Regions from separate parts of the Mus musculus genome. Here regions 2 and 3 are each linked to region 1. Evidence: chromatin loops called from intact Hi-C (ENCODE). Cell type or tissue: heart. All regions are shown on one strand. Region 1 overlaps Iqgap3 (IQ motif containing GTPase activating protein 3). Region 2 overlaps Rhbg (Rhesus blood group-associated B glycoprotein). Region 3 holds the start of 1700113A16Rik (RIKEN cDNA 1700113A16 gene).

Region 1 (8,000 bases):
GATGGTGCTCTTAACCTCTGAGCCATCTCTCTAGCCCTATCCCCTTCCAGGGTTCTTTTTAAAGGAAAGGTCCTAGGACTAAGCAGACAGACAGATTTCCTCCCAGCTCTCTTCCCCTGGGACATGGTAACCTGGAGAGAGGCTCTGAGTTCCTGCCTGGGCTGTTAGGTGTGTACAGTATGCTTAGATTGTCTCCTGGGTAAAGCAGCCTTCCGGGTGGCCATGTCCTGGTGTGGGAATGGAACCTGTATGCTAGGTGGACATTCTGCCCTAAGCCACTCCTGCCCCACAACCTCTTTCTATTTCTCTTGAATGTCCTCACAGTAAGCCTTGTGAGGTGTTCTAGGATTTATGAAGGGTGCTGACCTGCTTCCTCACCCCCATCCTCAGGACATCTGCAACCAGCGTAGGCACCGGCAACGGCGGAAGGCAGAGATGCTGAGGCTCCGGACCACACTGCAGGGCCTAGATGCAAAAACCATCTTCTATGAGGAACAGGGTGACTACTACAACCAATACATCCAGGCCTGCCTTGACCACCTGGCCCCCAAACCCAAGTAGGTGCTGGAAACCCAACCCTAAGCTCTTGGTTCCCTCCCCACCACTCCTCATCCACCTTTGCCCTGCCATCTCCCAACCCTGGCTAGGAATTCATCCTAGTGTGGTACTGCCTGCTCCTGACCCTGGTGTCTGTGGTTCCAGATCACCTCCCACAGCAGGGAGGTTCCTTGGGGCCTGGTGTCTTCTGCCAGCCACCAAGAGCCAACAGCCAGTGTTGAACATTTGTCTCCGGGCTTTCTTCTAAACAGGAGTTCTGGGAAGGGGAAGAAGCAGCCGTCTCTTCACTACACAGCCGCCCAGCTCCTAGAAAAGGGCGTCTTGGTGGAAATTGAAGATCTCCCTGTTTCTCAGTATGTGTCCTTGGGGGACAGAATGTCAGACTCTTCCTGTCTCCAGAGAGGGACAATGCTGGAATGAAGCTCTGAAAGGGGCACTGGGTTGAAAGGAAGGAGGTGGGGAAATGGGGCATCTTGGAGCAGAGCGGAGAGCAGTGGGCATATTCCTGCTCTAGTAAGGATTCTGGGAAAGCTGCTGGGAGGTGAGAACAGCTTGGTGGACCACGCAAAAAGACTAAACAGGCAGAGCTCAAACCAGAGGAAGAGAGAGCAGGCCCTGCCTGGCAAAGGAGAAGCTTGGTATGGGACCATACCGCCCCAATGAGCAGCAGAGGAGTGGGGGTGGGGCTCTGAACAGAGGAGCCCCGTGTTGAGTCTTATCCCTCACAGCTTCAGAAACGTCATCTTTGACATCACTCCTGGAGACGAGGCAGGAAGGTTTTTCGTCAATGCCAAGTTCCTGGGTGTGGACATGGAGAAGTTTCAGCTCCACTACCAGGTAAGGTCACTAATTACATTACCTGCCAGAGCCGAACCCATGAGTGCAGGTCTGTAATCCAAGCACCAAGGAGGCTGAGGCAGGAGGATCAAAACTTCAAGGCCCAGAGCTGGCAATGGCTCCGCTGATGACACTACTTACTGAAAAAGCCTATGACTTGGGTGTTGATCCCTAAGGCCACCCACAGTGGAGGGAAAGAACTGACTCCGGTGGGTTGTCCCCTGTCCTCTCCACATGTACTGTGGCGTAAATGACCACATGTATATGCACACGCACAGATAAAGCTCTCTCTTCCCCTGTGCCACACATCTTTAATTCTGTACTGGGAGGCAGAGTCAGGTGTGTTCTCACTGCACTCTCTACTCTCCCGGAGGTCCTGAGTTCTATTCCCAGCAACCACGTGGTGGCTCACAACCATCCGTAATGGGACCTGATGTCCTCTTCTGGAGTGTCCGAAGACAGCGACAGTGTACTCACATACATATAATAAATATATAACGAGAGAGAGAGAGAGAGAATGAGAATATGAATTAGGGATTAGAGATATAGCTCAGCTGTACAGTATTTGTTTAGCACACATGGTATCAAAGGTTAAATCCCAACACTGGAAAACAAAATACCCCTTTGGGCTTTAGGTTCAGTTCCCTGCACTGCCTTGTTTAACCTCCTACCCACTCTGCAGCCTTCACCTGTTCTATAGTCTCTGAGGCTAAAAGGTTAAGGGAACTGACCGAAGCCCTAGCTGATGTTCGGGGAAACAGTGATTTCGTTTTGACTTGAAACAAGGTTTCCTGTCACCTAGGATGGCCATCACTGGCTGAGGATGGCCTTGAATTTATGATTATCTTGCCTCTGTCCAAATGCTGGGATTGCAGAGTGTGCTACCACAGCTGATCTATGGAGTACCTGGGCTTCACACAGTTTAGACAACTGAGCTACACCCCAAGCCCATATTTTTAAAGTATTATTTTTACATGGGTTCTAGGAATCCAACTCAGGTCTCTGATAAGCACTTTTGCCAGCTGAACTATATCCCAGCCCTGTTTTCCATTGCTGGTGTGCGGATGTGGATGGGGTGCAGGGTGTGGATGCGCTCACGTGGACCTGTCTCTCTCTTGCCAGCTCACTGTATTGAGTAGGTTGGCTACCCAGGGAGCCTCTGGGCTCTACCTGTCCCTGCCTCCCCGTGCTGGGTTATAGCGAATACCACTGTGGGTGCTGAAGCTCCAAACTCGGGTTCTCACTCCACTAGCGCCATCTCTGCTGAGACACCCTTAGACCCCTTGTCTGTCTGTCTGTCTGTCTGTCTGTCTGTCTGTCTTAGGGTATATTTGATCTATTTGTGGATGGGTGAGTGCCTGCACCTATATGCTTATGGAGTCCAGAAGAGGACACCAGATCCCTGGCGGCTGAAGTTACAGTCATTTGTGGGATGTGGGTGCTGGAATCTGAACTCTGCTCCTCATGACTGAACAGCAAGGCCTCTCTCTCATCTCAACCATCTTTCCAGTCTATCTTTTTTTGTTTTTTGAGGTAGCATGTCCCCTGTAGCTCAGGCTGGTCTTAAACTCAAGGCCATCTTCCTCCCTCAGCCTCCTGGGCTTACAGGTTTGCGCCACCAGTGTGAACATCCAATGTGAACCAGGGCTTTTATATTTATTTGTTTTCCTTTGTTTTGTTGTTGTTTTTAAGACAACGTTTCACTCTGTAGCTCAGGCTAGCCTCCCAAATGCTAGAATTAAAGACAGGCACCACCATGCCCAGACATATTTACTGTTTGTTTTTCTTAAGATATATTTTATTTTTTTACTTGTGTATATGTATGCACACATTCATTCAGATGTCCAGGGAGGCCAGAAGAGGACCCCTTGGAACGAGATTTACAGGCAGTTGTAAGACATCTGATATGGGTGCTGGAAACCAAATCCAGGCTCTCTGCCAGAGCAGCAAGTGCTCTTAACTATTGAGCCATCTCTCCAGCCCTACCTGTTGTTTGTTTCTTTATTTTTGAGAAAGGGTCTTATTTTATAGCCCAGGCCGGCCTGGAATTCATAACTATCCTGCCACGTTCTCCCCATGTGTGCCGGAGTTCCAGGTGTGTGCCACCATGGCTTGATCTGGAGCCGTGATTTTTCAGTACAGATTCTCCGGTGTTTGCCTTGAGTAAGAAACCCGCTTTCAAGTCCTGGCTCCACTTGGCCTGACATTGGCTCAAATCCCTGGGCCTGTTTTTCTCATTTGCAAAGTGGGCTTTGAACGCCCCGCTTCAGTGCCCGGTGCTCTGGCAGGTGTAAGGCTGTGTGACACTAGCATCTCACGGGCTGGCCGAGCCACTCCCAGAAGCTCTTAACTCCCCCTCCCTGTCTCTTCCCTCCTAGGACCTCTTGCAGCTGCAGTATGAGGGTGTGGCTGTCATGAAACTCTTTAACAAAGCCAAAGTCAACGTCAATCTCCTCATCTTCCTGCTCAACAAGAAGTTCCTTCGGAAGTGACGGATGCAGGCGGAACTGAGGCCTCTCAGCTGACTGGCTGCTGCGCTTCTCCATTACCCAGCTCTTTTCTCCGAAGACCAGAGCTCGGGCCACAATGCTTGACCCTCCCGCCCAAGAGGAATTGTCCTACTTGGCTGAAGTGGGCCATGCTCCAGGTCCGGCCGGGTGGCTTTTACCACATCCCCGGGAACCAGGAGCCTGCACTCAGTCCTGCAAAGAACCATGGTTTTGTGTCGCTACTGCTCTCGTGTGGTCACCACGGTGTCCGCCAGTCGTCCTAGCACTGCCCAGCAGCCTTATCTCCCTTCCTTTCCACGGGCTTCCAAAGCCCGGGCCAGGCTGTCTGCCCAACTCCGCTTCATAAGCCATGGGTGTCGCTGTCCCCTACAGCCCAGGTCCCTCTGTGCTGTGCCCCTCAGCCACCTCTATCATCCTGTCCTAGCCTTGACTTGGTGCAGCACTTGCTGATGTCCATGACAGCTGAGTGCACACCTCAAATCTCCTTTCCCCACTTGTGGTGGTTCTTATGTGGGTCACTGGGGTATTTATTCTAACCTGATTGTTGTGTGGCCTTAATCATGGTTTTAATTCTCACTTTCTGAACTCAGAGTTCTTGTCTTGCCATCTTCTCGTCACCTCAGAGCTGACTTCCAGGTGGTTCTCATAGACCTGTAGGCCAGCCTTGGCCATCTCTGTCCTCCCCACATCTCCCATCTTCCTGCCTCACTGCCCTCTAGATTTCCTCTTAATAAAATGTTATTTCCTATGTTAACCCCTGCGTTGTTGCTATAGTACAGCCATCAGGTTCTGGGGTGCAGCTTGTGAGAATTCGGAGATGCATCCTTCAGCAGCCTCTCCCCGCCATGGGCACAGGCCCACTATGTCTGCCTGCCCAGGCTTGCACACATTGGGGAAGTGGCGTCTCTTTCTCTCTTTCCACCACAGGGGACAGAGGGACAGAGAGGGAGAGGAGGAAGGCATGCTCAGGATTGATTCAGTTAGCCGGCCACTCTAACAGCTAAGGCTGAGAAGAGCCCAGTACCGGCTCCTCCTCCCCCCCACCCCACCTCCCACATACACATTGTACACAGCTCCAGTCTGTGCCGTGCCTAAGCCTGGACATTCCACATGAGCCACAGCTCCTTCTGTCCCCTTTCCATGGAGAAAGTTTCCCTGCTTTCGGGAATCTACCGGGGCCTGTGGGGGATGGGACGATGATGGACACCTGGCTGACCCTTGAACTCAGCAGCATCTATTGGGCGCCCACATGTTCCTGGCACAGCCTGCCTGCCTCTGCTCCATTCCATTCTGTCACCCAGTATCTGTGTCCTTGTCACATTCAATCTCACTCAAAGCCTCCTCCTCCTCCTTAACATGTCACAGTAAAAACTTCAAGTGCTGCCTTGCCCTGGGTGACAGTGAAATGTACCAGGATCGTAGTCTCTCTGCCTGCTCAGTTGTAGGAACATTTTTAAAAAAAAATCTCACACTCACCAAGTAGTTCTGACACTGCCCTGCTGCAGGATCACACACCCCACCCCCACAAATACACGGCAGTCACGATCTCAGCCCCACACACCACACGGAGAAATGTCACAATGGCTAAGCCGTAAAGGGCATCACAGGACTTCATCATTGATTGTCTCCTTCCACCACTCCCTGGCTACACACACACACACACACACACACACCCGCCTTGTGCCAACAGTCCCCAGTAAGCCCAAGCTGATTCACCTGGGCCTACCTTCCAAGGCCCAATCTGACATACCCTGCAGGTGGGAGTATCAAAAATAATACCAAGTGCCAACCAGCAGAAAAAGTATTCTAGTCCAGGCATGATGGCATACATTTGTCATCTCTGCACAGGACAGTAGAGGCAGTATATTTAAGACCAGCCTTGACTACACGCCACAGTCAAGGCTAGCTTGGGTAAATGAGACCCTGTCTCAGACAAAACAAAACAAAACAAAACAATGCCCCAGGGGCTAATGGTATATAATTTAGTGGCTCTCTGGTCTGGTAATTGTCTAGTTTGCCCAAGTTCTTAGGCTGAATCCCTGCAAAGGAAAGGTAGTTGACTTCAGTAGATGGTCCTGAGAAAAACCAGAAATTCACACTTTTAGAAAACAATGGCATTGAGCCCTAAAACCCTGTCATACAACATATGCAAATGCTGATTCTTTTGAAAAAGAATTATTTTATGGATATGAGTACACTGTAGCTGTCTTCAGACACGCCAGAAAGGGTATCAGATCCCATTACAGATGGTAGTTGAATTCCCATGTGGTTGCTGGGAATTGAACTCAGGGCCTCTGGAAGAGTAGTCAGTGCTCTTAACCGCTGAGCCATCTCTAGCTCTCCCACTCTTAATTTTAATCTTTACTTGTATCCTTTTTTTTTTGAGAACCATCTCTCTAACCTGCAAATGCTATTATTTGAGACAGAGTCTCACTACATAGTACAAGCTGTCCTTGAACTTGTGATCTTCCTGTCTTAGCCTCCCCAGTGTTGGGAAAAAAAATTCAGTGTGGTTCATGGGATCTAAATGAAAAAACATAACTATAGAAACCCTTAGAAGAAAACACCTGGGGTTACAGCTCAGCTAGGAGGGAGCCTGTCTGGCAAGCACAGCGCTCTGGGTTTGATTCCCAGCACTGCATAAAAACAGATGTGGAGGTGTAAACCTGTAACCCCAGCATCTGAAGGCAGAGGAACCAAAAGTTCATGTTTGAGGCCAGCCTGGTCTACAGCACAAGCTCCAGGACAACAGCCAGAGCTACACAAAGAAACCCTGTCTGGAAGGACATATTTTAAATGAGATGGTTCAGGAGTTGAATACTTCTAGAGGACCTGGGTTCAGTTCTCAGCACACACACACACGCACACACACACACACACACACACACACACACACATGGTGGCTCACAGCCGTTGGTAGCTCCAGTTCCAAAAGAGCTGGTACCCTCTTCTGGCCTGCACAGATACAGAGCACATAAATACATGCAAGCAAGACACTTAAACAAATCAAATAAAAGCAAGCCTTTAAAAAGAGCATTCATATATTCACACAAAAGTCTTTCATAAGTATTCATGTTAGCATTGTTTGTAAAAGCTCCAAATATCCACCAACTGATACCTGGATAAACTCAAGGAGAGCCGTCCACACAGTGGGGTAGTAGCCATCAAAAGCAGCAGGGTTCTGAAGCACAGACAAAGCTTGACACACAAATCAAGTCAGCCTGGACAGCCATGTGTTAGATCTCCCATGTGAAATGCCCAAGGCAGACAGAGCCATGACACCAAAAGAAAGTCAATGACAAGTCACCAGGAAAAGGAAGGCACGCACCTAGGGCATGGGGAATGATGAAAACATTTTATAATTAGAGTTGGCCTCAGTGGTGCAAGCCTGTAATCTCACAAATACAGGATACCGAAGCAGGAGGAGCAGAAGGCCAGCCTAAGCTAGTGTCTGTCTCAGGGGGTCGTGCAGAACTATAGCTCAGTGAGTCAGTGAGATTACCAGCCTAACCCATGGTGCTAGGTTTGTCTAGACACTGGGGGGGAAAAATGTGTGTGTGTGTATATATATATTTTTTCTGTAATTGGATAGTGATAATGGCAATCTAAATAATGAACCTTTATTTAGATTGTAAATGGAAGATACAGGGCTGTTTGTCACATTTCACCAGACAGTGTTGAGAAATCCCTTTCAGTATTATAATTTAAATTTTTTGAATGAGAGTAACTACAAACTTTAGTAATAAAATGAAAATAGTTCCTTTAAGAAAAATAGTGAACAAATTCTTAGAGAAAATATTTTCTATAGCAAGGTTATTTGGCTTTGGTCATTTTAAATATTGAATCACTCAACTGTATATTTTAAAGGGCTGAATATTATGACGTACTAATTATACTTCAATAAACCTTTGTTTTTGGTGTTTTTCTTGATTAAAAAAAAAATTAGGTGGTGGCACATTCCAAGTCCCAGCACTTGGGAGGCAGAGGCAGGTGGATCTCTGTGAGTTCAAGGTCAGCCTGATCTACAGAGTGAGTTCCAGGACAGCCAGGGCTACACAGAGAAACCCTGTCTCAAAAACAAACAAACAAACAAAA
Region 2 (8,000 bases), 120 kb after region 1:
AGACAGCACATGGAGTTACACAGTTGCCCAGAGCAGAGAGATACAATAGGATACACACTGAAGCTCCTGGAAAACCAGTCTCTGCATACAGCATCTTGACCCACTGCCTATGCTAAAGAAGAAAGACCCTAGCATGAGGCCAGCTCACATTCATACGCTGGCCTCCCTGGATTGGGGTGGGGATGGGGCGTCTGGAAATGCAGCTTGACCCTTCCACTTCTAAGGAAAGCTCACTACTAAATGCCTTCCAAGCCTCTGTACCTGCCAACCTTCAGCTAGCAAGTCCGAGAGAGAGAGAGAGAGAGAGAGAGAGAGAGAGAGAGAGAGAGAGAGAGAGAGAGCGCAGTGGTTCCCCAGATGCAGGTGGGCAGCACCCCTTGCTCAGCACCTTGCCAAAGGGCAGGTAATGGGTGTACACTAGCAATTGGGCACCACTAAGGCCCATGCTTCGTGGTTCTGGTTAGCAACTGCCAACAAGAAGCTCCCTGCTGGGACTGGGGTGTGCAGGAAGGCTAGGCGAGATGAATGGCCTGTAGCCTGGGTCATAACATAGGCAGACATCACCATAGCGCTGGGTGTCTGAGTAGAGCTGGGGTCTGGGGGGACCCTGCCCCACCCCAGGGTTCCTTGACCCTCCATGATACAGCCTCCTCCGGTGTTGGGGCAAAGTAAAGCATGAGAAATGGTGGGGAGGAGGGGCCTCTGTCTGCTTCTTTAGAAGCAGAACCCAGACAGCAGCCATGGGATGGAGGCCAGTTTGTAAAAGCTCGGGTGAAATGAGCTAGAAGGGATTGGGAACAAGTCCCACAGTGTCCTGAAGCACATTCCTTGCTCTGGGGAGACGGAGATGGATGGTGCTGAGCTGAGAAGGAGGGGTGCTGGGGCGGGGCCGGAGGGGGGCTTCTCCTGCTGAGCGCTCTCCTGCCAAGAGCAGGGTGGGAAAGTAAGGCTTAGGACCCAGAGGATGGCTTCCCAACAAAGGCTGCTTCCTTCCCCTCAGCCTCAGAGCCAAGAGGGTCCTCCTCGGGTCCTGCCCAGAAAGCCCTGGAGATGCAAGCCAGAGGGCATTAGAAACCACCCTGGCACCCTCTGGGGCTGTGCAAGCAAGCAGAGCATCTATAAGCACCTATGGCGTCGGGCCCTGGTGGTGGTGGGGGGGGAACAGTGTGCTCTGTGCTTCTGGTCTCTTCCAGAGGTAGCTGGTGAGGGCCCCCGAAGCAGCCTCCACGAGGCTAACACTGGAGATGTTTGAGATGGGTCAGAGACCTGGACAGAGGGACTGGTTTCCAAGGTGCTAGGAAGGCAGAGCTCGCCTTCTTCCTTGGCACCAGGAAATGCTACAGCCTCTACCCTGCTCTCCTGGCCAACTTCTCACCCATTCTGAAGTGTCTCAAATGCTACCCCAAAAATAGGCAAGACAGGAAGGAACAGCCTAAGTTCCAGTACCGGGGCTGCTTCCCCCTTCAAAGATGTCCTGGGAGACCAGTGCCTTCCCCCACCTCTCAGCAGTAGCAGCCAGTCCACTCACTGCTGTGGAAATCCTAGATGCTTCTCTTTTTTATTTGACAGAATCTTGTATCTCAGGTTGTCCTGAAACATCCTTTGTAGTCCAGACTGGGGCTAGCCTCAACCTGCCAGGTCCTGAGATTACAGGTGTATGCCACCACACCTGGCACTTTCTCTTTTCTTTCTTCCTTTCTTTCTTTTTCTTTCTTCTCCATTTTTTTCTCTTTTTTCTTTTCTTTTGTTTTTTTTTGTTTTATTTTGTTTGTTTGTTTGTTTGTTTGTTTGAGACAGGGTTTCTTTCTGTAGCCCTAGCTTTCCTGGAACTCACTATGTGGACTAGGCTGGCCCAGAACTCACAGAGATCCACCAGCCTTTACCTCCTAAAAGCTGGGATGAACAGTTTGATACCCCAGAAGGATCTCCCGGGCTCCCCTGGATCAATGTGATTCGAGGAGGGAAAGGCAGGAGGCCAGAGATGGGCTAAGGGGGCGAGCATTGGTGGCTGTTGATTTGAACCCCAGCCACGATGGCTCAGAGGCATCTTTTGTCACTTTGAGATTTTTCAGAATAATTTTTGCCTGAAACTACTAACAAGTATCAGTGCTGCAGACTCTAAGACTCTTCAGAGTGTCCCTTAGGTGAGTGCCTCTCACCTAAGTAAGTCTTTGGTAGGAACTTGAAAAAAGGTGAACTCTGGCCCTGCCTGCCTCAGGAAGCCTGTGTCTGGGACCTGGAGTTAGGGCTGGGTCCCCATAGCGGACACTCTGGCTGCTCTCTGGGACATCCCTCTTTGGCCGAACCACTGCCCTGATTAGAGGGCCACAGGCTTCTTTCTCTCACCCCCAGTGTCACTGGGTGTTACCTGTTTTGCCTTTGCTGATGGTTCCTTCAGTAAAAATGGCCTGCTAACGTGGTGGCTGGCAAGAAGGAGTCCCGTGTGGTCCCGGAGCTCACTTATCACAGACGACCCAACATGGCATCTTGCCTTGTAACTTGCTCTGTTTTAAGGACATCTCGAGTACTTTGCTCTGTGCTCTGGAAGAGAATTGGCCCCAGAAGCATCTACCAGACTCCCCTAGATCAGTGTGATGTAAGGAAGGACAGGCAGGAGGGCAGAGATGGGTTAAGGGGTGAGCATCTAGAATCCACGGCTGCTGGTTTTGAACCCCAGCCACGATGACTCAGAGGCATACGCTGCGTCGGGAGTGGGGGTCAGGGGTCAGTGCGTGCCTACTCGGTCTGACCCCAAAGCTGAAGCTCCCGAAGCCGGTGCAGGTCTTCTCGCCACGGACGGCACAGACAATGGTGCTCTATCCCGGGAGCACGGCCGCCCCCTGCCCGGCCGACCCTTTCAGGCTGGAAGCCGGCGGCGGGACGCTGGCCGCCTGGAGCATTTGCATATGGCCCGGGGACAGTAGCCTGCTTTGTTGGCTGCGCACGGGGGCGCCGGGCGGTGGGCGCAGCTCGCCAGACAAAGCCGCCGGGGGAGGGAGGGCGACGGCAGCCACTGGGCCGCACCTCGGATGCCGCGCCGTGTCTAATTCCTCCAAGGAGCGGCCTGAGCCGTGACGCGAATCCCAATGCTCACGGCCCGTCGAAGGTTCCTCCGGGCCAGGTAGTCTCCCACCCAGACCAAAGAGGATAGCTGTTAGAACATCCTAAGGTCCCGGCCTCCTGCTCCGTGTTCTTGGACACTTAACTTTCGTAGTACATATACAGTGTGCCAATCCAGAGTACGGCACTTCTGAGGGGACTTTCTGCACCGCCTCAATCTAGTTTCCAGAAGCAGGCAGGAGGTGAGGATACGTCATTATGTCATTATCGTTCCCAGGGCTCAGGCACTGGGGCTGGACAGAGTTCGTGAGCAGGCAAGGATACCCTTGTTCTTCATTGAGAGTGATAGCATGCTGATCAGAGGGGCTGGTCCTGAGAGGCAGAGGCCTCATTGTCCTGAGGGATGACATGCCCCTGTCCCTGGCTTCCCCCTGTCACCCTGTTGACCCATCCCGAATAGATAGCCCACCATGAGGGGGACCAGTGATGACGAGGCTGAGGCTCCTGAAAGAGGGACCCATCTTTCCTGCATTATCAAACCGTCACTGGAAACCACAAAGGATGAAACAGCATACTCTGCAGGACCCATCGTGTGCCCCTGCATGTAAGGAAAATGGGGAAGCCTCCCTGGATTGAGATGGCTTCTCCCAGTGTTGGAAGAGCCTTTTTTTTTTTTTTTTTTTTTTTTTTTTTTTTTTGCCTGAAGAAGAGGCTTGGTTGCAGTTCAAAATGAACCAGCAGCAGGGAGGGCCAGCCTGAACATCTCGGTACCATGAGTGAAGGAATTTTCACAGCTCTCCTTCACCAGAACAGCTGGGGGCAGGCCAAGCCAGCTGGCTGTCCATCACCCATCCAGAGCTGGGTCCCAACTCTCCCAACTACTTCTCCACAGTGACTGGGAGCCTTGTGCTTCAATCCTGGGATCCTCCAGCCTACATAGCCCAGCCAGCAATGGGCAGGGAAGTACGGAGGGGAGAGGGCTGTAGAACAAGTGACTATAGCTCCCTAGAGAGCTTTTCTCTCCACCACCTCCAGCTGCACGGGGGAGCCCAGGTACACACTGGGCAAGTGGAGCCCAGGATGTGTCCTTACTTTCTGGGTTCCTCCCGCAGAGGGGCCTTAGTTTGGAGGCAGAAGTGTCTGTTGTTGTGCTCAGCTCTTGGCAGAAAGGGCTCCCACCTGCCGAAGGGATGAAGTCGCCAAGAGTGGGATGAGATATGAAGTTTCTGGCATCACCTGAACGGATTTTTGCACGGATGCCTGTGGACCCACATGGAGGCGGCTAGGAAGGTTAGGTGGCAAGGACCTGGGCAAGGCATAGAGGTGGCATCGTCTGTTGGTTTAGAGCGCCCTCTTGTGCTCAAATGAGTCAGCTCAACGCGCGCCCAGCTGCCTTCCTCATCCACAGTCCCAGAACCACATGACCCTGGCCATCGTCAGGACCCGGCCATGAACTGGCATCAGGTGCTGAACTGCTGAGGTTTTGTGGCAGACCACCCTTTAGACGCTCCTTTTGGGCTTCTTCCTATTCTTCCCAGCACTGGAAAGCCAGCTGAGGGAAGGATTTGGGGACAGCATCAGATGGCTGAAGTGGACACAGACATTCTGGACAATAATGCCTCTCCCTGGAGAGGATGGGACTAGTTGGGACATATACAGTAGAATGTGGAGTTCTGTGGACCCAAAGAGGGTTTGTCAACACTAAGGTCTTTGATTGTCACAAGATTTTGGCCTCAGCAGTGAAAGGGAGAGGCGCACACAGGTGTCAGAGTCCTTGGTGATACATTGTTTATCACCCAGCTTCCCACCCAGAGTGGAGCTGGCTTGGGTGACACTGGAACAGAGTAACACTGGTCAATGGGGTGGCAGTCACCTAGGCTGGCTTTGGCCTTTTCTGGCCACAGCTAATGGGGATCTGCCTAGGGGCGGCAGGCTTCCAGGCACAACAGTAACAAAGGCAGAGAAGGCTCTCTTGGCAGGAGCCATTGTCTTCTCTGAGAACAGTCTCACGCTGGCAGCAATTAGGCCCGGGTGTCTGACTCCCCACCCCTCAGAGGCCTCTGGGTCTCAGTCTCCTGCTCTCCAGGTACCTGCAAAGCAGGGAGGGATGAAGAAAAGTTCCAGGGATCTTGAGAAGGAGCCCATAAACAAGGAAAGAGGCAAGTGGTAGCCCAAGGCAAGGCAAGGGAGCAGAGAGGGAGTGTCAAGGGGGACAAACTGTATCGGTGTCTCACCTCCCAGTAAACCTGGTCCTCGAAGCATTGGGAGTCTGGAGGGGAGTCCAGAAAGGGGAGCCGCAGCAGGAGCCCTGGTAGCCACAGGGAAGGGTGTGTAAGGGCCCTTGGTCCCTGCCCAGGGGGGTGGGGGGGAGGTTGTCACCTAGGGCCACAGGTTGATAAGCTTATGGTGAACTCCAGATAGCCAAGGTCTGCGAGTCCACCTTTCTGAGAAGGGAAAGTCCTGCAAGGTGGCTCCACCCCTCAAGTTACCCACAAAGACACCAGCCGGTAGAAGTGAGAGAATTTGCTCATGTCTGCAGCTGTATCGTGATTCAATTGTGAAGTAGAGATGCTCATTTTCTTGTGGCCTTCCACATGGGAAAGGCCTAAGGGACAGTGATCACATGAAGCATGACCCGGGGAACTAGACCATAGAGAGTTTCAGGATGAGGGTGGGTGTGAGTGGGAAGGGATGTTACAGCATCAGGTTTTGTTCTTAAGGCCAGATATCAGGAGGGGATGCCTGACCTAGGGCCAGTGAGCAGACAGCTTCTGTGAAAGGCTTTGAACTCCAGGGTGAGCTAGGCCTCCTTCTTTCTGTCTGCTGCTGCCCAGAGGAGATTTGGGGGTGAGGTGGGGTGTGGGGGAGAACCTGGCCTCTTCCCAGCAGCTGGGGTTAGACTGCCCTCTAGTGGCATAGGGGAGCAACACAAGAACGTCAGCACACAGCCCAGAGAGGAGCCTTCCTTCCCAGTGGCCGGTGTGACCTTAGACCAGTACCTCCTCACTCTGAGGCCATGCTGCCCAGTCACTGACACAGGCAGGTGTTCTGAGAGAATCTTGGTGGAAGTGAGCCTACAGGAAGGGCAAGCATCCCTTGCCCTTCCTCCTGGGTACCCCTCCTTGGGGCTCTTACCTGACATCCTTGCCCAGCTAAAGCCACTCACCTCCAAGGCTGCCACCCACAGAGGCAAACACCAGTGTGACAAACATTCCGAAGAGCTGATACACGGCCTGAGACGTGGCACTCCGCTGACCCTTGGCTATGAGTGGAAACACACTCTGCAGGCTGAAGGGAGACCAGACAGGGAATGATGGATGTGAAACAGGCAGCCAGGGTGTCCTGTGTCACTCGTGCCTGTGGGCAGCCAGAGGGTGTGCAGGGATCCCCAGCGTCTCTCACCCAGGCCTTTGCTCAGTCAGGTTCACTTCAAGTGCTCTCCTGTCCTAAGCCAGCCACCTCCACATACCTGTCAGAACCCAGTCAAAGGTCTCTTTTGCCTGCCCTACTCCTGGCTCACAGTGTGAGATGTAGACCCCAGAGGTCATTACCTCTTGCTGGTCCTGAAGGAATGCTCAGTGCTCTTGAAATTGTTTACTTTATGGCCATCCATGGCCCTGACCAGGAGGTCAGGCCACAGCAGGCCCTCGGTTCTCACCATACTGGTAGGTGAATGGCCAAATGGGTGGATGGGAACAGGTGGAGAGGCTCTTTTTCCCCTTGGCTCTCGAGGAAGAAGAGAGGTCACTTTGGAGAGAATGAGGGAGGACTCACCCATCTCCATAAGCTTCGTGGGTGGCCAGTGCAGCCACTACGACTCCCAGGATGGCCCCCAGGACCCCTGGCATCCCATGGAGGTTGTGAACACCACATGTGTCTTGCAGTTTAAATCTGGATTCAAGGATAGGCTGGAAGATAGGGTGGAGAGTCAGGCTTGGATAAACAGAGTGGATAATCAATCTATCTATCCGTATCCAGAACCTGGTGGAGAAGTAGCAGAAGGTCTGGGAATCCTGAGTCACTGGTCCAGGCTCCTTCCCTCCCATATTTAGTCCCAGTCTTGAAAAGCAACCATACCGTAAAGAACTTATACCCCAGTGTGGAGACAGTCCCAGCCAGGAAGCCAGCTGCCAGCGCCCCAAAGGGTGTCAGCATCATCTCACTTGATGTCCCCACCACAACACCTCCAGCCAGTGCTGCGTTCTGGACGTGGACCTTAAAGGAAAAAACCGCCAAGGTATCTTATAAGACCATCACACCCACACATCCCAGCCATACTCATTTACAGTGGCACCTAGTGCTTCTAGATCCTTCCATCACCTAGCCACCGACTCGCCAGCTTTCATATACTCTCTGCTCCTGATCTAATTCCACTCCCCCGCTTGCAGATAGCGGTTCAGTGCTTGCCCCTGGGTATCCCTTCCCTTGGTCAGGCTCTTCACCCACTTCCCCATACCATGTCCAGTCGTCCATCTCCACTGACAAGGGCTGACAAGGCGAAAGTACTGAGGGTGCTTGCGGTGAGTGAATAGTATGTGTTGACCACGGTCCGATGCTGCCCATCCCCCAGCGCTGTCGGCGCGGAGTTGAAGCTGGGCCAGAAAACCCACAGGAAGATGGTCCCTAAACAAGTGGGTAGCCACGGTGAGCATCTGGTAGTGAGTGGCCCTGCCACCAGGGGGCGCTGCACTACAGGTCCGTCACTACTAAGCAGCCTGTTTGCGCACCAGTTCCTATGGTGAGAGTTGAGAGAGTTAATGTCCCTAAATGTCTGCTTCATGGCCCAGCAGACCTAACTGCTCAAGAAGAGCCTAGAGCAGAGCTCAATAGAACAGTGCATACCTAGCACACACCACACTCTAGCTTTCATCCCCAGCATACCACCTCTCTAAACCAGAAAAAGAAGGGGAGCCAGACAGAGGCTGTTAACAGACAGCAGC
Region 3 (8,000 bases), 54 kb after region 1:
AGGCATGGTTCATCCCTGGAGTTCTGACTTGTTTATGGAGCCAACTCAAGTTCTTCTTGCCCGGAGCTTTGCCTTTTGTAAGGCAGGGACCCTCCCTTAACCAGAGTTTACCCCAGTAGCTGACCAAGCATGGGGTGCTACCCACATGCCTCACCTTCCCACTCCTCCTCACAAGTCCTGGAGGGAGTTTTAAGACTTGCTTATGGCCTTGAAAGAAGCCAGGGTTGTAGCCCTGTGCTCCCCTTGAAGTAGCTGGCACATTGTAGGCCCTCAGTAAATGCTGAATGGGTGGATGACAGGTGCTCAATAAATGTGGATTCACGGCCTCATCTCAGGCCCATCCTTCAAGGCTGAGCTTGGCCACCATTACAGTTGTGGGTGAAGCCCCTATAGTTCACAGTGTGCTACTCAACAGTTTGCCATCTGCTTCCCGAAAGCAAACCTGGCTTGTGATTGCCATGTACGGATGCGTGCATGCACTGTGTGTGTGTGTGCGTGCGTGTGCGTGTCTGTGTCTGCACACACACGTATGAGTTCTTGTGTGTCTCTGTCCCTGACTGAAGGGGCAGTCTGTGAATGAGTATGTGACATTTCTGCAGTTTAGTATCCCCAGGTTTCTCCTGGGGCTATGCAGGGGCTTCTGGCTGGCCAGGTAAATGGATCCCTGGGAACCTAGACCTCAAATGGGGACTTATTTTCTTCCTCTCACAAGCCAAATTTGCCTACTCTCCACTCCCTATACAGAACTGGGTATTTGCCAAAGTAGCCTCTGGCGTCATCCAGTGCCCTTCCCACCCAGGTTCCCCTCTGCTTTCAGGGATAGTGGGACCGAGGGCCACCCCCACATGCCTCAGTTTAGCACATTTCCTCCATCCCCAGCAGTGCATCCACCCACCCTCCCCAACTCCAACAGGAAGGAAGAAAGAAATGCACCTTCTCTTGCTCGTTATTTATTTGTTTGGAGAGACAGAAATGATGGAAAAGTATCTAAATCTATCTCTCTCTCTATTTTTACCTAACTCTCTGGAACCCCTGTGGGGGAATGTAGGCTCTCCTAAGAGGCTGGGAGCTCCTTGTTCTACCCTGTCTGCCTCTACATAAGCAGAAGGGGTGGGATGTAATGGGGCAGGAGGGCTGAGATTCCCAAGGAGAATCTGAATTCTCTACCCCCATTCAAGTCCCAGAAAGAGGGAAGAAGGGAGGGATGGGCCAGCCAAGAGCTGACCCGTCCCCAAACTTGACAATCACCCACACTCCTGGCTCCTGGGTCTGGGTGAGTCCAAGTGTGTGGCTGTTGGTTTGTTTTCATTATTTCTTTCCGTGCTGTACGGTGATGCTTTCTAGTATTCTGCACATTAAGAAAAGTCCTCGAGATTCTTACGAGTTTGGTTTGAAAACTCTTTCACTATATTTGTTGTAAAGAGGTTTACTATTAAAAGAAAAAAAAAAAAACATGTTTCTGATACCTCAGTTTGGGTTTTGATTTCTTTGGTGCGGCGAGGAAGGGGAGGAAGACCTGGTGTGCCTGGCAGAGTGAGTGATGATTTGGAGGGCAGGCTGTGAGATGCCAGGTCTCTCAGGCACTCTTAAGGCAGAACTGTGGGCAGTTGCTCCAGGTAGAAGCCTTGAAAGGGATCCTGCAACATGGGAAGAACAAATGTTCCTAGGGTCAGATCTAGCCTTCCTACTACAGACAGCCATTCTTAGCAGATTTCCCTTGGCCTAGTCAAACAGATGGAGTCCACCTTCACAGCCCACCAGTGTCCCACCAGCACAGTAATATGCTCCTAACACTTGCTGGCACAGCCAGGCTGTGGGCAGATTTCAGCACATCTGGAAGCCTTGATGTACTGCCCTGGTCTGTCGTTGGTGCCGAAGCAGCAAAACAAGTGAGGGGGCCTTTGCTCAGTGGCTAAGACTACCCTATAAATGCTTATGGTGATGTGGTCTCCTGATGGGGGTGCTGGAGAGGAGAGGAGAGGAGTCAGGCAAGCAAGGCACAGAATGTCCTCCAGCCTCAGATTTCCATATTGCAAAATACTTAGCATCTGTGCTGGCCCCGCCTTCCTCACAAGGCCACTGGATTTCACCTCACTTCTCCCTCAGCAGTGGCTAAGGGACAGTGTCCTCATCAAGAAAGGGTTAATGGGATGTTGTTCTCTAGGTGGGGTGGGGGTGGGGAGGCTGTGGCTCAGGTGATATAGAGTGCTTGGCCTAGTTCAGTCTCCTGGAAAAGGAGGCATGGTAGTGCACACTAGATATTCTAGATATAGGCAGGAGGATCAGAAGTTTACAGTCATTCTCAGCTACGTAGGGACCCTGTCTAAAAGAGAAAGGTAGTACTGTTGTCCACTATCTCTGCCTGTTCCCACACTGAAAAACCAATAGAAGAAAGCAAGTGATGGCATGTGCTTTCAAATGGGAAGGGTGGCTTCTGTTTCTCTTATAACCCTAATACTATGCTATACACCAGCCCTGTGGAAAGCCCACATGCCAAGGACCAGTGGCCTCCTCCTGCCACCTGCCATTTGAATGAGGTCATCTTCACAGTATAGTTCCCTGACTTCTCCAGACATTGCTCCAAGGGAGAATGTACAGGCAAGATGGACTGCGCAGCTCATCCATGCTCATGGGAGGACTCTTCTCTGAGGTGACCTCAGTCTGCCTTGCCTCCTCTTCCTTCCTGCCAGTAGGTATCACTCACTGGGGTCTGGGATAAGCCTTAGTGTTGCTTGCAAAAACTTCTGTTCCCTGTCTCTTCTGCTGTTTTCCATATAGTTCAGTGGGGTCTTGGGGTTGGTTCTGGCCAAGGGACTAATGAGCTGTAATGTGCGTCCCTTCTGAAATACAGGTAGTTCCTGCCTGTCCAAGTGCTGGGTTTTTTTTTTTTTTTTCCCTATCTTGAGCATTCTGGAAGAGCATGTCAGTGTGAAGTGCCATGGAGCAAATCAGCCTGAGTTGGGGGTCTGATGCCCTCTTCTGGCCTCTGCAAGCACTGCATGCAGGTGGTGTGCTAACATACCTGCAGGCAAAACACCCCTGTACATATTTATTTAAAGTAGTCTGGATTGCCAAACCACTTCAGGGTGGTATTAGCACCAGGAGAACGTTAGAAATGTGAAATGATCACTATACCGCCCTGGCCAGTGTGGTGCCTTTCCCACTCAGTTGTAAAACACTTACAGTGTGATACAGAGTTCTGTGGACTCTGCATAGTCGGAGTGTGGTCAAGTTCTGACACTTGTTGGGTGTTCCTATACAATGTAAACAGCTGCCTATTTCCTGTAATTCACACCTGCCCTTCTCAGGCTATCCCCCTATCTGGCTCCATTGATAATCTGACCCCTTCACGGTACTCCATAGCTCACCACGTAAAGTGCAAAGGCCTTGCTGGTTCTCAAGGCCTTCAACAGGCCAAGAAAAGCCCCTTTCCAGGCTCAGTCCATGCCGCTCCTTGGACTCTAGGTGTGCACCAGAACAGAAAGGAGTCAGTGGGTTCCTACTGCTAGTAGGAACAGTAGACTAAAGAACCAGCAGAAACTGGGCTTCCCAGATGAGACTAGGCACATCCGCTCCAAACTAGGGGTCTGGGAAGTATCTTAGGAAGAGTTTGAGCTGAACACTGAAGACATGTAGGAATTCCCTAGGCACATGGGCCCCTACGGAAATCTAACCCTGGCGAATAGACAAGAATGGCATGCAGAGCTGAAGGGGCAGGCAGAGGCCATGTGAAGGCCTTCGTTAGCAATGAGGCTTTATTCTCCACAGTCTAGGTCTTCAAAATAGTTTAAAGAAATGACTGAGGTTAGCTAGGAGCTGGAGTGACACAGCAGAGAATGGGGAGCTCAGGGTAGCCTGGGTTTCACAGTAGGACCTGTGTCAGAACAAACTCAGAAAAGAGACGCATGCCTGCAACCCCTGCATGGACAAGCAGAGGTAGGAGGATCAGGAGTTGAAGGACATCTGGATTACAGAGTGACCTGTGGGGCAGGCTGGCTTACATAAGACACTGCTTCAGAAAACTGAGATGGAACACTTGCTAGCAAAAACTGACAGCAATGTCTCTGTCTCTCCCTCCCTCCCTTTTTCTTTCTAGTCGGGAGTCTATCACAGGGTTTCTTTTCCCTCCCTCCCTCCCTCCCTCCCTCCCTCCCTCCCTCCCTCCCTCCCTCCCTTTCTTTCTTCCTGCTGTTTGGGACAGGTTCTCTCTGCTCTCCTGGAACTCACTACTATATCAGACTAGCTCTGAATTTCCAGAGATCTGTCTGCTTCTACTGGGATCAAAAGTGTGTACAAGCAGCTCTCAAGGCTTCTTACACTTTCCTTCTCACAAACCTCTCTTCAGCTGAATTCATGTTCTGTACACCCAGAACGTGAAATGTACAAATCAAACATCTGCTGGAAATGACAAGTTTGTGTATTTGTGTGGGTGGGTGGGTGTCCTCCTCAGTCATTCTTGACCGAATCTGGAGTTTGTCATTTTAGTCATACTAGCTGGCCACATGCCCAAATGATTCTCTTGTGGGATTACAGGCACCCACAACTGTACCTAGCTTTGCTGACCTGAAGACATACTTGTGCCATCTCCATAGCCCCCCAGATTTGTTTTAAATAAAATTCTTTAATACACATAAACTATCTGGTCTATATTTATAATCTTAATAGTTATTAAAGATTAAAGCATCCAGCCCAGCTAAGACTACATGAAGAAATTAAAGCAAGTTTTCATACTAATAAGATGGATTTATTTTTATATAACTCTTGGCTGAAGGCTGGGTATAGTGGTGCATGCCTTTAATCCTAGCACGTGAAAGGCAGAGGCAGGCAAAACTCTCTTGAGTTCTAGACCAACCTGATCGACATACAGACAGCCAAGGCTAGAGTAAAACCCTGTCTTAATTCAAAAAACAATCAGTCAAGCTTGGCTGAATATTTGACAGTTCTCCATGTAGAACCTCTTCAATATTTTTCAGAACTAATACTTTGATTTGATACTTGTCAACACTGAGTGTGCTGCTTCATAGAGTACAAAATGGCAGGTGTAGTGTAGCCTGGTTGGTTTTGTCAACTTGACACAACCTGGAATCACCCAGAAAGAGACAACTTCAATTCAAGCACTACCTCCAAGGGCTGCAGAGATGGCACAGGGATGGGACAGCCCAGCAAGCAAGAAGTCCTGGGCTCACACTTCACTCAGCGCTTAATACTTCAAGAGGCAGTGCCACACACCTGGAATCCTAGTAAGAGATGGCGGTGAAACTCGGGGGTATCCTCTGCTGTACGTGAGCTCAGGATAACTGGAATACATGGAATTCTAGTAAAAAAAAGAATAAAATGAAACTAAGCCAAACATTCTAACATGATCCCAAGGATCTTAAAAAATACTGACTGGACATTATCTGGCATGGTGCCTACACAAATGAAAGACAGTGCATATTTTTGTTGTGTTTTTTATGTGATTTTCTTTTTCTTTTTTGGTTTTTCGAGACAAGGTTTCTCTGTTTCCTGGCTGTCCTGGAACTCACTATGAGACCAGGTTAGCCTCGAACGCAGAAATCCACCTGCCTCTGCCTCCCAAGTGCTGGGATTAAAGGTGTTCGCCACCACTGCCCGGCTTTTTTTGGGCGGGGGGGATTTTCTTTTCTTTTTTTTTTTCCATTTTTTATTAGGTATTTAGCTCATTTACATTTCCAATGCTATACCAAAAGTCCCCCATACCCACCCACCCCCACTCCCCTACCCACCCACTCCCCCTTTTTGGCCCTGGCGCTCCCCTGTACTGGGGCATATAAAGTTTGCGTGTCCAATGGGCCTCTCCAGTGATGGCCGACTAGGCCATCTTTTGATACATATGCAGCTAGAGTCAAGAGCTCCGGGGTACTGGTTAGTTCATAATGTTGTTCCACCTATAGGGTTGCAGATCCCTTTAGCTCCTTGGGTACTTTCTCTAGCTCCTCCATTGGGAGCCCTGTGATCCATCCATTAGCTGACTGTGAGCATCCACTTCTGTGTTTGCTAGGCCCCGGCATAGTCTCACAAGAGACAGCTACATCTGGGTCCTTTCAATAAAATCTTGCTAGTGTATGCAATGGTGTGGATTTTATTTTCTTGTGTGTGTGTGCATGAGTGTCCCTGGAGGCTGGAGCAGGGCATCAAGTTTATTGGAGCTAATGTTACAGGCAGTTGTGAGATGTTGGCATGGGTGCTAGAACCAATTCAGGTCAGCAAACATTTTTTGTTGTTTATGTGCATTGATGTTTTGCTTGCATGTCTGTCTATGTAAGGACAGTTGTGAGCTGCCATGTGGGTGCTGAGAATGGAACACAGGTCCTCTGGAGGAGCAGTCAATGCTCTTAACCACTGACTCCCCCAGCAAACATTCTTATACAACACCCCTCTGGTCTCCTCAGGACACATGTGTACATACACATTTTTTTTTAATAAAAAATACTCCCAAGTTGCAACTTTTTGAAGCTGATCTCTTTTTTAGCTGAAGGACGAGTTCCTCGAGTATTGCCATATAAAATAGAACTAGGGTGTGGGTCTCTTGGACTCAGCTATCAAGGTCAGTGGTTCTTAGGAGCAATCAGTGCTGTCTAACTGTTCATGCCACGAGGCCAGTGGTTATTTTGGTCTGACTCATCCTTTAGTCCCATGGGCTATCTTTTCCAGCCTTGTGATTGTGTGGGAACTTGTTCAAGGATCAGCAGATGTGGAAGGGACCCAGGCGATCTCATCTCAGGCTCTGGACCTGAATGTTTGCAGCCTGAAATCACTCACTACCTGGACGAAGAGCAAATCCACTTTCCTGTCCTGTTTCAGACTTGGGTCTCAAATAGAAGAGGTAGCCTTAGCATAGTTTACAGGTCCCCCCCCCCCCCCCCCGTTCTAGCCACCCAGCCTAGCGAAGTTCCTTGGTAGTTTGCAGCAGGTCAGTTCCGGCCTCTCGGGTGAGTCAGATTTACCCCTTAGCCTCGTATTGGCTCAGCTCCACCTCTCGGTGTCTGTCCAGTCTCGGGGAGCGTCTCCACCCTCACAGGATAGCGGCCCAGGACTACTCCTATTTAGGACATGAGCTGCCACGTGCCCAAAGCATGCTGGGTGCCCCTGGGGAGGGGAAGACCCGCAGGACGCCGGATCACGCGCCCGTTACGCACCGCCCCCACGTGACCCGCGGTGTGTTCCGGAGATGAATTGCTTCCGGGTTTCAAAGTAACCCTCCACTCTAAGGCGAAAGGGGGCGGGTATAGAAGGTAGGCTGTAGAGTCGCCTAACATCCATTTCCGTACGTTCTGCCCCACTCCCCCAAGGTGTCGCTGAGACCCTTGACTGCGTCTCCGGGGCTTAGCAGGTGGCAGAGCACGCTCCGGAGCCTCTCGTAAAGTTCCGCCGCGCGTGGAACAAAGGCCTTCAAGCCACGCCCGGCGCCGCCTGCTACTCAGGGGGAAGTAGGTAACTAGGCTCACTCCATTGGCCCTTCGGGTGAGTGATGGAAGCACCGGCCAACCGCTGCCTGCACAAGATGCGTGCGTAGTACTCAGAAGGTTCAGCAAGGGTGAAACTACGTGAAGCTCTAGTTTTGGGCAGTTTCTCTGGGGCTCTGAGGAGGTGCGCATGCGTAAAACCCCCATCGTCAACTTCCTGCACAAATTGAGAATTAGCACCCTCAGCCTTGGCAATTTTACTGAGATTGACAGCACTGCGTAAGATCTGGCATTGCCTGGGCGTTCCAGAAGGAGAATCCGACAGGCGAATGCAACGATTTGTCATTGTCAAAACTGTTAACCACAAAGTCCACGCCGAAAAACTGCGTGATTGAATTATTTAAAAAAGGGGGCTGGAGAGATGGCTCAGTGGTTAAGAGCACTGATTGCTCTTCCGAAGGTCCTGAGTTCAAATCCCAGCAACCACATGGTGGCTCACAACCATCTGTAATGAGATCTGATGCCAGTCCAGGGTGTCTGAAGACAGCTGCAGTGTAGTTACATATAATAAATAAA

Evidence for each region. A loop is a pair of places that touch in the nucleus more often than their neighbours do. Peaks named below come from ENCODE experiments on the same cell type or tissue, not always from the same donor. Only the 100,000 strongest peaks of a DNase experiment are listed, where the experiment ranks them.
Region 2: it touches region 1 in a loop (2.8-fold over the local background); 2 of 42 quality-filtered maps call a loop at or near these places.
Region 3: a loop joins it to region 1, with 2.6 times the contacts of the local background. A loop is called at or near these places in 9 of 42 quality-filtered maps.

What each region holds. Positions count from the first base shown.
Region 1 is chr3:88,116,390-88,124,389 of GRCm38, forward strand. It overlaps Iqgap3 (IQ motif containing GTPase activating protein 3), which reads left to right. Exons shown (of 38, transcript NM_001033484.1): 35 at 391-557; 36 at 810-911; 37 at 1,287-1,395; 38 at 3,774-4,659. The coding sequence ends at 3,887. Among named protein-coding and RNA genes, the nearest start is that of Mef2d, 22 kb to the right of the region's middle. In heart, a CTCF peak has its summit at 4,166; DNase peaks (open chromatin) are centred at 3,882 and 5,192; H3K4me3 peaks cover 291 bases; H3K27ac peaks cover 3,721 bases.
Region 2 is chr3:88,238,299-88,246,298 of GRCm38, forward strand. It overlaps Rhbg (Rhesus blood group-associated B glycoprotein), which reads right to left. Exons shown (of 10, transcript NM_021375.3): 5 at 7,517-7,683; 6 at 7,138-7,275; 7 at 6,835-6,968; 8 at 6,227-6,348; 9 at 5,295-5,368; 10 at 4,576-5,150. The coding sequence ends at 5,082. Among named protein-coding and RNA genes, the nearest start is that of Rhbg, 12 kb to the right of the region's middle. RefSeq lists an enhancer at 1-1,077. In heart, CTCF peaks have their summits at 4,425 (motif pointing left), 5,978 (motif pointing left) and 7,732 (motif pointing right); DNase peaks (open chromatin) are centred at 4,408 and 7,692; H3K4me3 peaks cover 811 bases; H3K27me3 peaks cover 7,888 bases.
Region 3 is chr3:88,170,622-88,178,621 of GRCm38, forward strand. It overlaps Mef2d (myocyte enhancer factor 2D), which reads left to right. Exons shown (of 12, transcript NM_001310587.1): 12 at 1-1,470. It overlaps 1700113A16Rik (RIKEN cDNA 1700113A16 gene), which reads right to left and starts at 7,164. Exons shown (of 3, transcript NR_045997.1): 1 at 6,966-7,164; 2 at 5,230-5,314; 3 at 939-1,637. In heart, CTCF peaks have their summits at 3,004 (motif pointing left) and 7,011; DNase peaks (open chromatin) are centred at 2,980, 7,120 and 7,490; H3K4me3 peaks cover 1,777 bases; H3K27ac peaks cover 2,566 bases.